Regions from separate parts of the Mus musculus genome. Here region 1 is linked to region 2. A link is a contact called in ENCODE Hi-C or POLR2A ChIA-PET data. All regions are on one chromosome and are shown on one strand. Each heading gives the region's core, a stretch centred on a gene start or an enhancer-like site at or near the end of the contact. The rest is flanking DNA. Distances are from core to core; before and after follow the strand shown.

What was found. A loop is a pair of places that touch in the nucleus more often than their neighbours do. ChIA-PET counts read pairs that join two places held with the same protein, here RNA polymerase II (POLR2A).
Region 1: a map of left cerebral cortex shows a loop between it and region 2 (2.3-fold over the local background). The contact joins two enhancer-like sites. A Hi-C loop is called at or near these places in 1 of 37 maps with a recorded cell type or tissue (left cerebral cortex). POLR2A ChIA-PET finds 5 or more read pairs at or near these places in 2 of 5 experiments (both embryonic stem cell).

What each region holds. Positions count from the first base shown.
Region 1 is chr13:97,773,324-97,780,140 of GRCm38, forward strand. No RefSeq gene overlaps it. Among named protein-coding and RNA genes, the nearest start is that of Rps18-ps4, 26 kb to the left of the region's middle. Within about 2 kb of position 1,618, at least 1 of the 3 ENCODE cell types and tissues checked has a DNase peak (open chromatin) inside an H3K27ac peak, as active enhancers do.
Region 2 is chr13:97,629,654-97,635,836 of GRCm38, forward strand. No RefSeq gene overlaps it. Among named protein-coding and RNA genes, the nearest start is that of Gm34087, 10 kb to the left of the region's middle. Within about 2 kb of position 2,616, at least 1 of the 3 ENCODE cell types and tissues checked has a DNase peak (open chromatin) inside an H3K27ac peak, as active enhancers do.

The DNA.
Region 1 (6,817 bases), core at 368-2,867, 140 kb after region 2:
ACCAGCTGATACAGTAGTGGCATGACCACCACGAGAGCAATCAACCATTTTCTGATTGGATTTAAGTCTTGATCTATAAGATAAAACCCATGCCTGATACCATTATCAGTTCAAGGACCTGTGGCTACACAGGTCATATGCCCTGAGCAAGAACCTACTACTATCATTATGCTAAATGACTCCTTGTTATATTCATATATTAATTCATTTTTTAACCCTCTGAAGAGCTTCTATTTGAAATAAAAAGAAGTTAACGTAGAGACCCGCACCTGATCAAGGTGCAGAGAATAAGGGACTGTGAAACATTTAGACCTAAATGAGAAAACTTGATCATGCCTCCTGTTCCCCAGGGCTTAGAGATCATTATGGAAGAGGAGACATGAAGACTGTAAAAGCCAAAGGCAGTAGACAGACATAAGGAAACAATGTTGTCCGGATAGAGCAGGGCAGCTATACATACAAACTCACAGTGGCTATAATATCTTGCCCTCATCTGTGCAAGCTCAAGCCTGTCCAATACCGCCATGGAGAGAGGAGTCGAAGATCAAATTCTTCCCCTAGCTGAGGATCTATTGGCCATGGAGAGCTGCTGGGAGAAAGAAAGAGTCAGTTTTCTTTATAGATGTAGCTCCTGATAAGTCACCCACACTCCAGTGGAAGGCCATACATCCAAGAATATACAGACAGCACAGATTGGACTTGGTTGGTATTTAAGAAAGAAAAAACAAATGATACAAAGTTGGGCAGTAGAGAATAGGAATGGGTCCGAGAGGACCCGGGAGATAAGTGGCTAGGATCAGAGAACATTTTATGAATTCCCAAATAACTGATTTACAAACTTTTGTCATGTCATGTATCCATTGTACAGGGTACCATGATTTATAAAGATGCCTTCAGGTTTCACATACAGATGCATTGCACTCAGAGCACATAAAGTAGCAACATGTGTGCCTTGTATGAAGAACCCAGCTCTTGGGGGAATGGCCTTAAATCAGCTTCCCTCTACAGCTTCGCTATTGACAGCTAGTTCTTCACACCTGATTTCATCCCTCTCCTTCTAGTGCCAAGGCAACTTTCAACAAATATCGATTGAACAACCTATTCAAAGTCCAAATCACCGTGGAACAATAGAAAAAAGAACAGAGCAGAATCTGACAAAGTTTTGATTCTACTTCTAAAAACTCTGAGATCTTGGGCTGATTATTAAAGCTTAGTTGTTAAATATAGCAAAAAAAAAACAAAAATCTCAGCTTCGTCTATGGCACATGCTCTAATGAAAGTGAAATTAATGGTTGATGTTACAATTACATAACAAATGGCTACTAGGTTAAAGATACATCTTAGAAATGATAGACTTTTAGTTTTACTATAAATGTTATGAAATGAATCATCAGTAAGAAAAGCTACAATAACTACAATTGCATAGGTCAAGCACACTACTAAAATAGTCGTGTAAGATTAGTATTTACTTTTAATAAATGAAGTAATTGAGACTTAGGGAAATTAAGTCTTTTGCTCAATATCATATAGCTCATCAGATGGTGGGAGTAGGATTCAAAGCCAGATTGCCTGGGTGTGGAGTCTGCTCTCCCCCGGGACAGCTCAGTCTCTGCTAATGTGTATCATTGAACTGGAAGACAAAGAGTCAGGGAGAATCAGCTGTCAGTCCACATTCTCTCTCTTGACACTGGTGTGGAAAGACACCATGAAGAAAGAATTACGAGCAACAGCAGCGGCTGCAACCTCCTTTTTCGGGATAAATAGATCAGAGAAGTAAATTGTATCCTGGACAAGCCTAGAAAGCACAGAATGTGCCTAAAGACTTCCACTGACTGCTCAGGCCCAGCCAGAACAATGCCAAGTCTAAGCCAGGCTGGGAACAAACTCCAAAGCAGATATTGCAGCAGCTGTGCTCGGTGACGTCATCAGCATGCTTGGTGCCCAGCTGCATGGAGCCGTGCTGGCTGGAGATGCTGCATCACCAGTAGTGAACGCCCAACTCCTGCTCCCCTGGGATGCTGGGAATGCCGGAGCAATGGCCACTGACTTCATTCCAAAATGGCATCTGGCTCTGGAATCCCTGCCTAACCCCATCTCAACACAAAGACAAAGTCATTCCTTCATCTCTCTCTCTCTCTCTCTCTCTCTCTCTCTCTCTCTCTCTCTCTCTCTCTCCTTTTCCTGAAGCTACTATAATTTTCTGCAATGGTTCTGCTTTGTTAGATTCTCTCTGTTTAAAAACAGTAAGAGGGGAGCTGGTGGGATCATTCAATGGGTGATGGAACTTGCCACCAATCCTGATGACTAGAGTTTGTTCCCCAGGGCTCACATGGTGGAAGGAGAGAACTGACTGCCACAAGTTGCCCATTTGCCTCCATGACAGTGCCATAGCACAGTGCACCCACACACAAACATGTACAAATCATACATACATGCATTCACACGTACATGCATTCATAATATGTGCATTCATACATACATGCATTCATATGTATATGCATCTTTTGAAGCAATGAGAAAAAGGGAGATGCTCTCATCTCAGTTCCAGGAAGTAAACAAGTTTCTAAATCCTCTCTCTTCTTTGAAAATTATTTAGCATGTTTCCTACAGACTAGCAAAATGTCGCCATTTCCCAAGTAGGCAACACCTGACCTGGAGCTGGTTGGGGGAGAAGAGGGAAGAGTGAATCTGTCTTCAGACACAGAGCTGTGGATAAAGACGGATGCCTGCTAGGTGTGATCTGGACTGCCACACACCGAGCGTTCAGCAGAGACCAAGGCTGGCGATGCAGATTGGAAGACACATGAAACCACAGGGTAAAGTCAAACTGTAAAGATTAAATCATAACTGCTGCAGCAAAGAACAAGGAGCAGTCTTGGTGACCCGTCACCATCGTCCTGAACGTCCTCATACTCCAAGAAGATCTTGGTTCCACCCCTGGATGGGGAAAGAACCCCCTCAAAGACTCAAAGACTTCCATTCCAAGAATTCTACTAGACTCTCAGCTGATTTTCTGTAGCGCTCTTGAAACCCTGTCAAAATAAAGGTTTGTGAAATTGTTGTAAACTTGGAATTATGAGCTTCCTAGAGAAATGTATAGAGACACAGCAGTGTTTGGTGTATTATGTCTCTTGGAACTGTAAGTAATAAGCACAACTGAGTCACTTTTCAACATTTTCAACTTTCAAAATGTATTCCACCTTTCTAACGGAAAACGTAAACTTTAAATCGTCACAATATTGCTCTGCGCACTTGAGTTTCCTCTCTCCGTGCTCCTAAACAGAAGTCTAAGCAACACGAGTCCTCCCAGCTGCTGATGTCCTGGTGGTACCGGTCCACCCCTTGAAGAGTAGAAGCTGAATAGGGAAGCTAACAGGTGTTGCAATAAAGCTTCCAATAACCTGAGGCCCAAGGAGCCAGCTATGGTACCCTCATCTGAAGATGGCTCAGAGGGAGGGAGTGTTTTTCTTTCTAATTACAAGACACTGTGAAGCTGTCAGGGTGCCAATGGTGACAGAGAGCACTGGTGGCCATTGTTGAATAGCTGAAACCTTGGCCAGGCAGAAAGCCATTGGAAAGGGTCCAGGTCAAAACAAGAATGTGGCTGAGGGAGACGCCAACTCTGTGGGAGACTGCAGCTGCAAGTGGCAAAGGCCAAGGTGGGGTGGCTGGGGTCAGGGCTGTGGGAAACAGACACCCCAGGAGTCTGCGTGTGGGTAGCAGAGGCAGTCACAGATGCGAGGGTGCCACTCTTCTGAAAATCCCCTATGTATTTGAGGAGCATGAAGTACCTGAGGTGAGGTTTCAGACTATGGGCAGTAATTGTGGTATCATTTCATTTGAGTCCAAAAACTGGTGTGCTGAGGGTATCTGAGATATAAATAAAACCCATGGATTACAGAGTGGTTAAAAAGCAGCTGTTTGCTTACTTTATATGCGCTTATATACATGTGTGTATGTGGAAATATAAACAGCATGGCCCAACAGAGTACATTTGCAATTAATTTTAAATTACTAAGTACTAATGAATGATTTTAAGATGCTTGCACACAATTTGTTCTCAAGCATTTTCATATTTGAACTCCCCCCCCCAATCTTATTTACATTGCTCCTTTGCTTAGCAAATATTGTCTAGCTAATGTCATGTTTGTAAGTGCTCCCGGCTTGGGCAACTGCAGAGGCTGGAACCCTGCTCCCACGTAAACACAGACACCTGGAGTCCAGAAGAACAGGGTCAGGCAGCTTCATGGAGGTCAGTTTCTTAGAAGGGACAGGATGTCCACTGTCTTAATTGGAGTTCTCAAAAGAAACAGAATCAGCTGGGAACTCTAAACACGCATAAACACACACATGTACATGCACACATTCATATATGTATAGTCTACTCACTATGTCAGAGAGAGACAGAGACAGAAAGAAAGAAATTTCCCAAGATCAATGTCATCCAAGGCCTTACATCTCCTCAGTAGAGAATTACTAGTTTAGATAATCGCTACTCAGGCGACAGAAGTAGCTTCTGGATGCCTGGCACCACCTCTAGGCCAGCCTAGACATTCTGAATAGTAATCTGTGTTCTACCAGGGTCCCCATGTGACTTGTTGACATACCAGGCTCTGAGGACATTTGACTCTGATGGCCTGCTTAACCACAATACTGTTAAACTTCTATCATGAACAAAACACTATATAGTCCACTCTGGGGGACAACTGAGAAATAAAATAGACAGAATTCTGGGTCTCACTGGTACTCTCAAGTCTATGCTTATTCAGCTAAGCTAAATGATGTATTATTGTGTGACTGTTCCCACACACATACATGCTACTAAATAATATGTGGTCAAAAGTATCCTTATTTACATGTTTGCATGTTCATAACATAATCTTTGCAAGTGAAAAAGCACATTCCAAAATGGTGTATACTAGATAAGGTAATCTGTTTGGCAGACACAAAATAATTGAAACGGTGTGCGTGTAAGTAGTATCTGCATATATAAGCCAGAAAAATTTTAGAATCTCTCAGGAAAGGGGATTATGGGTAATCTTTATCTTTTCTCTTAAAAGATTTTCATCCAATCTTTTACAATAAGCACATGCTATTTTAATAATTAGAAAAGGCAAGAATCTTTTTTTTTCTTTTGCAAAAGATGACCTTACCGGCTGTATCTGTTCCTCTTCATCGTCTGTTCTTGCAATAAGGAGATCCAAGGTTCGTAAACCATGTCTACACAATTCCTCATCTGGCTAAAATTCATGTGTTCCCTTGTCTGGAGGCAGGATCAGGACTAAAGGCAGATGTGATTCAAGTACCTGTGTTAGAGGCCTTTATAGCCTCTGAGGCTGGGGGCTGAGGGGAAGACAGAACACCAAGTCTATGGTCAGATTCAGCTCCAGCTGAGGAAGCAGACAGCAGACCATGACTCAACTATCCCATATCCGCTTCCTCCCAGCCAGATGGCTGGGCTGCAGTTCCCAGACATCTCCATGGCGCAGTTCGATCCTAGGACTGATGAAATGTTAGCAGAGGTGATGGGGGAGGCTCCTCCCTACTTGCCTCCCACTGTTCCCACTCTCCTCCCTATGGTGTCCATAGGGCCCTGGAGACAGATAACAGAGCCACAGGAAGGAAGCCCCTGAGCTCTGCCTCACATGAGTTAGAGCAGGCTGCCTTTTGGGAACATATTTTGGGTGAGATATAAGCAAGAAACACTAGATCGTGATCACACTTGAGCCATGAAAACTTGGGTGTGGGAAGCTGTTGGTTACAGAACATTTGCACCGGGTTTTGAGCAAAGTACTGCTGGTGTGCCAAGATAAGAGAAGCAGAAGAGAATTCATTGCAGTGTATCAGAGGCTGGGTAGGGTTGCTCTTAAGGAAGATGAGTTTGACCAATGGAACTGAACTACGGTTAGCTTTATTCTCATATCCAAGCATTTGGGAACACTTACCAAAGGGGATCTGCATGGTGGCAGTCAAACATTTGATACAAATAGGTGGTTTCCTTTCATAGCCTTATGTATCAGTTAATTTCTTACTTGCTGTGGTAAAACAAATGCCTGACAAAGCAATTTAGGGATGGAATGGTTTATTTGGGTTCACAATTTGAAGATCCAGGTCACTGGGTCAGGAAAGTTGTGGAGACTTTGAAGAGCATGAGGCAGTTTGTCACTGTGTGTCTGCAGTCTAGAAGCAGGGAGAGACGAATGGCAATACCCACCTTGCTATCTCCTTTGTACTTGGCCTGGGGTCTCAGACCACAGAATGGTGTCCCACATAGCCTTGGTGAGTCCTTCCACCTACAAACACAAAGTATGTCCACAGCACAGCCTGGTTTCCTAGGTAATTCTAGATCTTATCAAATTGACGGTATTAACCAGCAGACTAGGAGGCAAGATGCATGAGACATGATTATCTTAACCAGTGAAGAATGAACTCAGAACAATTCTTCTCCAGCAAGCTGGACTGCAGCAGGACTCCAAGATCCCAGTCACTCAAAACAGCAACCCTGTCGGATTAGTGGCAGTTGTGTGTAAAGGCCATCATGTCGTCCCATTAGAGTGCCTGGAGTTTCTTGCTTGCTTGAACATAACTGCTCTTCTGCTCAAAATTACATTAAGATGAAACTTGGCACTGGATTTGTCAGCCAGATGTGAAATTTTATTGTCAAACAAATAAGCCAAAAGAAAGAGTGAAAAATGTTTCATGGATCCCCAGTTGTTGTGATGGGGTGTTTGTTCACTGAAAAATTGAGCTAGGAGATTAAAGCTTCAACTTAAATTATAAAATTTTGCAAACAGTTACTATTTTTAAAATATGACCG
Region 2 (6,183 bases), core at 1,366-3,865:
CACACATACACACACACAGAAAAAAGGCAAAAAATACATAGACAGGAATATTATTCCTATTAGACAAATTTGTCATGAGCAGTGGTGGCTGACAGTAGAATGCTGTACTTGGCTGTCTTCAAATCAAAGTTATTGACACTTATATACCATTGCAAATTGAATGATGTTCATAGAATATTATTTTAAGGATATATTTATTTTATTTTATGTGTGCGAGTGTTTTGCCTGAATGCACATATGTATACCCTGTGAATGTCTGGTGCCTGAGGAGGTCAGAAGAAGGTGTAAGATTCTCTGGATTGCTATAAACCACCATGTGGATGTAGGGAGCAGAATTCGGGTACCCTGCAAGAGCAACAGGCACTTTACTGCTGAGTCATCTCTCCAGCTCCCGTAATAGAGTCTTAAGTGAAAACGATCTTAAGTCAGTTTAAAATCAGCAAATATGCTTTAATTCTGTGCTGGTATCTAAAAATATGTCTACATTTACTAAATATGTATATAATATACAGGAAACAAAGAGGTGTATAATATACAGGATACATATATAATATACAGAATATATGTGTATAATATACAGGGAACAAATATACAGGAAACAAAGATGAAATGGCATATATCTAAATATAATCAGAGATTACCTCTAAAAGGTGTAATTATCAGTCTTTGATAGTAGTTTCTTAAATTACTGCATCCTTAGGTGTCTTTAAAATGAATGTGTCTATACGATTACAAAATGTATGAACAAAAATCTGACAGTCGTTTAAAATGCAGGTCAAATTGTGTAATAGTGTGAGTGTGAGCCACTCACGGAATAAACGTGGGATCCCAGCATTTGGAAGAGTTGATTAGGAGGAGCTTGATTTCTAGGTCAGCCTACCTGTACCTCCCATTGAAAAATATTTAGCATATTTCTTACTTGTACAAATTTAACCAATACCGTAAAAATAAATCATAGATACTAATATATAATGTAGATTGTTAGGTTACAATCTATGGCATTATATTTATGCACAATATAAATATAAAATAAAAAGCAAAATCCCTCTTCAATAAATGACTTTCTGAAGGGCAAGGAAATCTAGCCACCTTTTACCTTCCGTGAACACAACCCAGTGTGGCTGAATTCACATGAATGCACTTACCATCTGAACCATCGAAGAACAGTCTACAGAAGTGGTTCTCAGCCTTCCTAGTGCTGCGACCCTTTAATACAGTTCCTCAGGTTGTGGTTGACCCCCAACCATAAAATCATTTTCATTGCTACTTCATAACCACAATTTTGCTACTGCTATGAATTGTAACACAAGTATCTGTCGTGCAGAGTATCTGATGTGTGACCCCTGTCGGGTTGAGACCTACAGGTTGGTCTATGGTCTTCATTTATGAATAAGTACTAATCAGAAAACCACACAGTCATAGAAGAGACAGTGTGCTGCTGTGAGCTATCCCAGCACAGAAGCACGGAGAAGCCCAGCTGGTCAGACTCAGAAGCAAACAATTCTTCCCAACTCCAGTACAGCCCTTCCCTGAGTGGAAGGATGATGATGTAATGATTGGGATGCTGGAGAGCAGGGTAGCTTGGTGAAGTATTGAAGGTCAGACCAAGGGGTGCTGATAAAGTGGACACTAGGAGGGAAAAATCTATTCGTCTAGGGCGATGGCACTAAGACTCAATCAAATGGCACTTAGATTCCACCTGAGAGTGGATTTTTTTTTTTCAAAGCCCTAACGGAACCAGTGCTTTCTCTATCAGCAAGTAATGGGAGCAAGCTTCTCTTCTTTCTCGTCCATCCCCCTGCCTTTGCATGTTTAGAATCCAGGAGGATCAGAGCCTGCCAGGTGACTTTCCCCTACGTATCACCATCCTCTGTGCAAAGCATTTGAAGCTGGCTGAGAAATGGCTATCCACACAGGTCATACCTCGTGTGGAAATCTGCCGATACCAAAGAGGGGAACTTGTGTCTCATGGAAGAGACATGAGCATCCTGCCCCTGTTGCTGTCCCCTGGTCCCTGAGTGCATGCCCAGGACACAGTCAGTTTCTCTAGGCTCTAGTCTCCTTGAATAGGAAACAAGAATAGAAGTCCATTCTTGTGTAGTATTGGGGCGGGGGGGGGGGGGAATCATCCCAGATGTTTCTAGTTCATTATTCATTGCCAGATTTCAAAGAACAAGAACATAGAGGAGTTTGCAAGAGTTTTGAAAACACTCCATGTCTGGGGAAAAAAAAAACCCAACCCAAAACCACAGATCATTTCATTGTGTTCTGCTGGAGCGAGAGGACGGGCGGTTTTCACTCATAGCATCGAGAACCTGCAGTTCCTGCTTTAGCTGAGCTGTCAAGTTATTTTCAGGAATCAGCTAGCCGCGTTTTAAGGTAGATGCATGTAAACTATAATATGACCATGTGAGGACAGGGAGTCTCCCAGACCTGTCCCCGGCTCTGTGTCTGCATAGATCTGACATATGCTTAACTCCTGCTGCTTCTCTTCCCGACTCGACCATCACCCACTAATCTGGTGTGTGATGAGGACCATGAACTTGGAGGAAGAAGCCTCTGCAAGTCCTCTGCCTTCGATGTCTATTTTTTTTTCTATCTACAGTAAGGGATGAGGTTTTAACACCTATCTCAGAACCGTGGGAGGACGAATGAAATCACACATATGATGTTCTCCTACTTTGCCAGGCAGCAAGGAAATGGTTTTTAAGTGTCGAGTTGTGGAATCTGTTTCCCATACCAGAAGACTCCGGGCATCCATTCCTCTGTGGCTTGCAATGCTGAGGCTATTCATCTTTGCTTTCTTGACATCTTTCTGTCTCTCTGTGCGTTATTCCCTTGGGTGAGGCTCATCAGTACCCCCCCGCACACACACAAACACACACATACACACACAAATACCCCACATGCACACCCCCCCACATGTACACACACACCCCACATGCACACACACATGCATGCACACACACACACACACACACATGCATGCACACACACACACACACACACACACACACACACACACACACACATACCACATGCACATACATACACACACACACACAGACTGCACATGACAAAACAATAGGAAAAAGCTAAAGGTGAAGTGTGTGTGTGTGTGTGTGTGTGTGTGTGTGCGCGCGCGCGCGTGCAGGTATGTATGCCTGTGAATCTGGAAACCAGAGGTCAACCTTAGATGTTGTTCACCAGGACATTGGCTGTCTTGATTTTTGAAACAGGATCTCTCACAAAGACTTGAGGTTTGCTGAGTCTGGCTAGCCAGTGAGCTTTCCCCAGCACCAGAATCCCAAGCCCAAACCATCATAGTTAGCTTTTGTATGGGTGCTGGGGATCAAATTAGATCCTCATGCTTGTATGGCAATCCCTTTAGTAACCGAGCCATTTCCCAATCCCGTGTGTGTTATTTTTGTGCACAAAAATATTGTGCACACCAGACTCCGCGTAGAACATGACATAAGGTAGAATAAACTTTATTTAAGCATCAGAGAGCAGAAATTTTGATGGGGATCAAACCTGAAGTTCACGAAGGGAGAAGTTCCTTAAGTATGCAGCGCTTCCTCTTACTGTGTTTGGAAGAGGCGGTATGATCCTGTTTCTCCTTTGCTGCCCTCTTTGAGCTCACTTCTCTTTGTCCTCACTTCTGCCTATTGTGATTGTTCTCGGTTGTGTTCTGGACCCCAACAAGATACTGCTGGCTTATCATTTAGCACCCATAAGCTATTTACATATGACACACGCTGTATGTATGCTCTGTGCTCCAGTTCCTCATCTTAGTAGACTACAGGAGTCCATGCCAGTCCCTGGAAATATTGACCTTGGTCTACAGCTCGACAATGAGTTAGTGACACAAGATGTTTGCCAGTGTCTTGAATAAAAAGGGACCCAGGGCAGCTCCCGGCTTAAACTTTCCATCCTGTGTAAAGAGCATGGGTCTCATTGCTTGCTCCGAATTAAACTAGCCCAGTGCTTAAATATTCATGCTTTGCTTATTTCGGGATATTTAATTTATTATGTATCACTTTTCTGGGGTTTTATATAAACTTGCCTGAGGACTTTTTTCCCCCAGTTTGAGTGCTGGCAGAATGTTCCCTTTTCTTTGGCAGTGTGTTGACGAGTTAAAGAAAGTCTGCTTAGCTGGGAAGATGATTTTCTTTTTACAGATTGCCCTTGCACCTTAATAAAAATGATAGTGGAGTCATTACCACCAGAATTAATTAGTCTTTAATGATCATTAGTGTGGTGTCCAATGTGAGGTTCCATTAAAACATCTGCTTAGTGTATTCCCAAGGCTGGAAGCTGTTCTGGGCTGCAGGATCAATTGAGGATGGCGAGAGTGAGGGAGAGGCAGATTTCTTCCTTTCTGTCCATCTCCCACTGAGAAAGACACTCTTGTCTCCCCCATCTCTCATATCCTCACCCACCGTCTCTGCCCTGTGAACTCATGGTGGGGTAGCCTAGAGAGATGACTGCTCCTTAGAGCAGGGGATCACATCTCCTTCTTCGGCTTCCCTTTTGCCTGACTTAGGCATGTGTGAATTCTGGCTGAGTCTGGGTCTGGTCTGGGGCAAGGGGCTGGGTCTGGGTCTGGATCTGGGGCGGGGCTAGGTCTGGGCCTGGGTCTTGGTCTGCATCTGAGGATGGAGCTGAGGCAGAGTTGGTGAAGGCTCAAAACTCCAGGGTAGCACAGACTATTTCTCCCCATATTTAAGATAAAGGAACCATTGATTAGAAGTCAAGAGACTCTCTGCAGGAGCGAATCTACGGTGACTCTTGGGCACACATTTTCCTCTTTGGTACAAGTCACATGCCTGCTGTGCTCCTAGTATATAAACACAGATCACTTGATTATCAAGTGTTAATTAAAAATGACATGCGTCGCCCCTCATCCCCACCCCCACACATCATAAACCAGCACTCCTTCTTGCCACCACCCACACAGCATCTGTTGGAGCTTACATATGAGTTCCAGTATTAGCCTAGGAAAATCACAAAACAAAGTTAGAAATTTAAATTAGCTGCCATGGAAGGAATCATATGTCATCCCTCTACTCAGAAGCATTATATAAGCAGCACAGAAGAAAGGAAGACGGGAAAGGGGAAGGAGGCAGAGAGAATAGGGTGGAGGAGAGGAGAAGACAAAGGAAGGAGGAAGGAAATGAAGAGTGGGGAGGGGCAGGGGAGACAGAAGAAGAAGCAGGAGGGAGTTGACAGAGCAGCTAGGTAAAAAGTTGAAAGTATGCAGAAGAGAAAGTTACAAATTACTGCTGGACATAGAGTGAAGACTTTAATAATAGTTATCTGCTTTAAAAATGAGATCAGGTCATAATTTTATAAGATGGTTTCTTTGCAAATTAATTTACAAACTTAATATACACTTATTCCCGAATAAAAACTCGTAGAAAATTAAAACAAGTTATTCTAACTTTTTTTTATTTTTCAGAGGGCTAACTAGTTTAATACATTTTTATATTTGTAATGGGATAATCAACTGCCAGATACAAAATGGAAGAGACACGATATGGCAATTCACATGATACTATTAATATAAGAATAGACTGACAGAGACTGAAAAGCCTGAAGCCAATGGATGCATAGATAAGCATCTTATAGAGGGTAGAAATGACATTCCAGACAAGCAAGGCAAGTATGGGTTGGTTATATTTGCTCTGAAGAACACCCCTTGGTGGGCTGTTATATCTGAGTCTGCTCTAACAAATTCCCCTCAACTCAGTGGATTAATGAAACAGATTTATTGTCCCATAGATCAGGGGACCAGATGTCAGTGAATCCTTCCCGTTCAGTCAGAGTAGGCTGGGCAGAGGTCCCTGTTGAGGCTGTAGGTGAGGTCCTCTTCTTTTCCTCCCCATTTCTGGTGGTCGCTAGTTTCCCTGGGCTTGTGGGGGCACCATCTAGTCTTGACTTCTGTCTTTGCATGGCTGTCTCCTCTGTGTGTGGCAAACTTTCCTAAGTCTTGCAAGAGCAGTACAACTAGGTTCTTGTGGCACTCAGCTAACCCAGGATAATCTCCTCATGTCAAGATCTTTAACTTAGTCCCAGCTGTCAAGATCTTTCTGTGCATATGGTAATACATCCAGGTTCCAGGGATTAAGACCTGCTATCTTTGAACCAACATCATTCACCTTACTGCAATCAGAGTTCAAT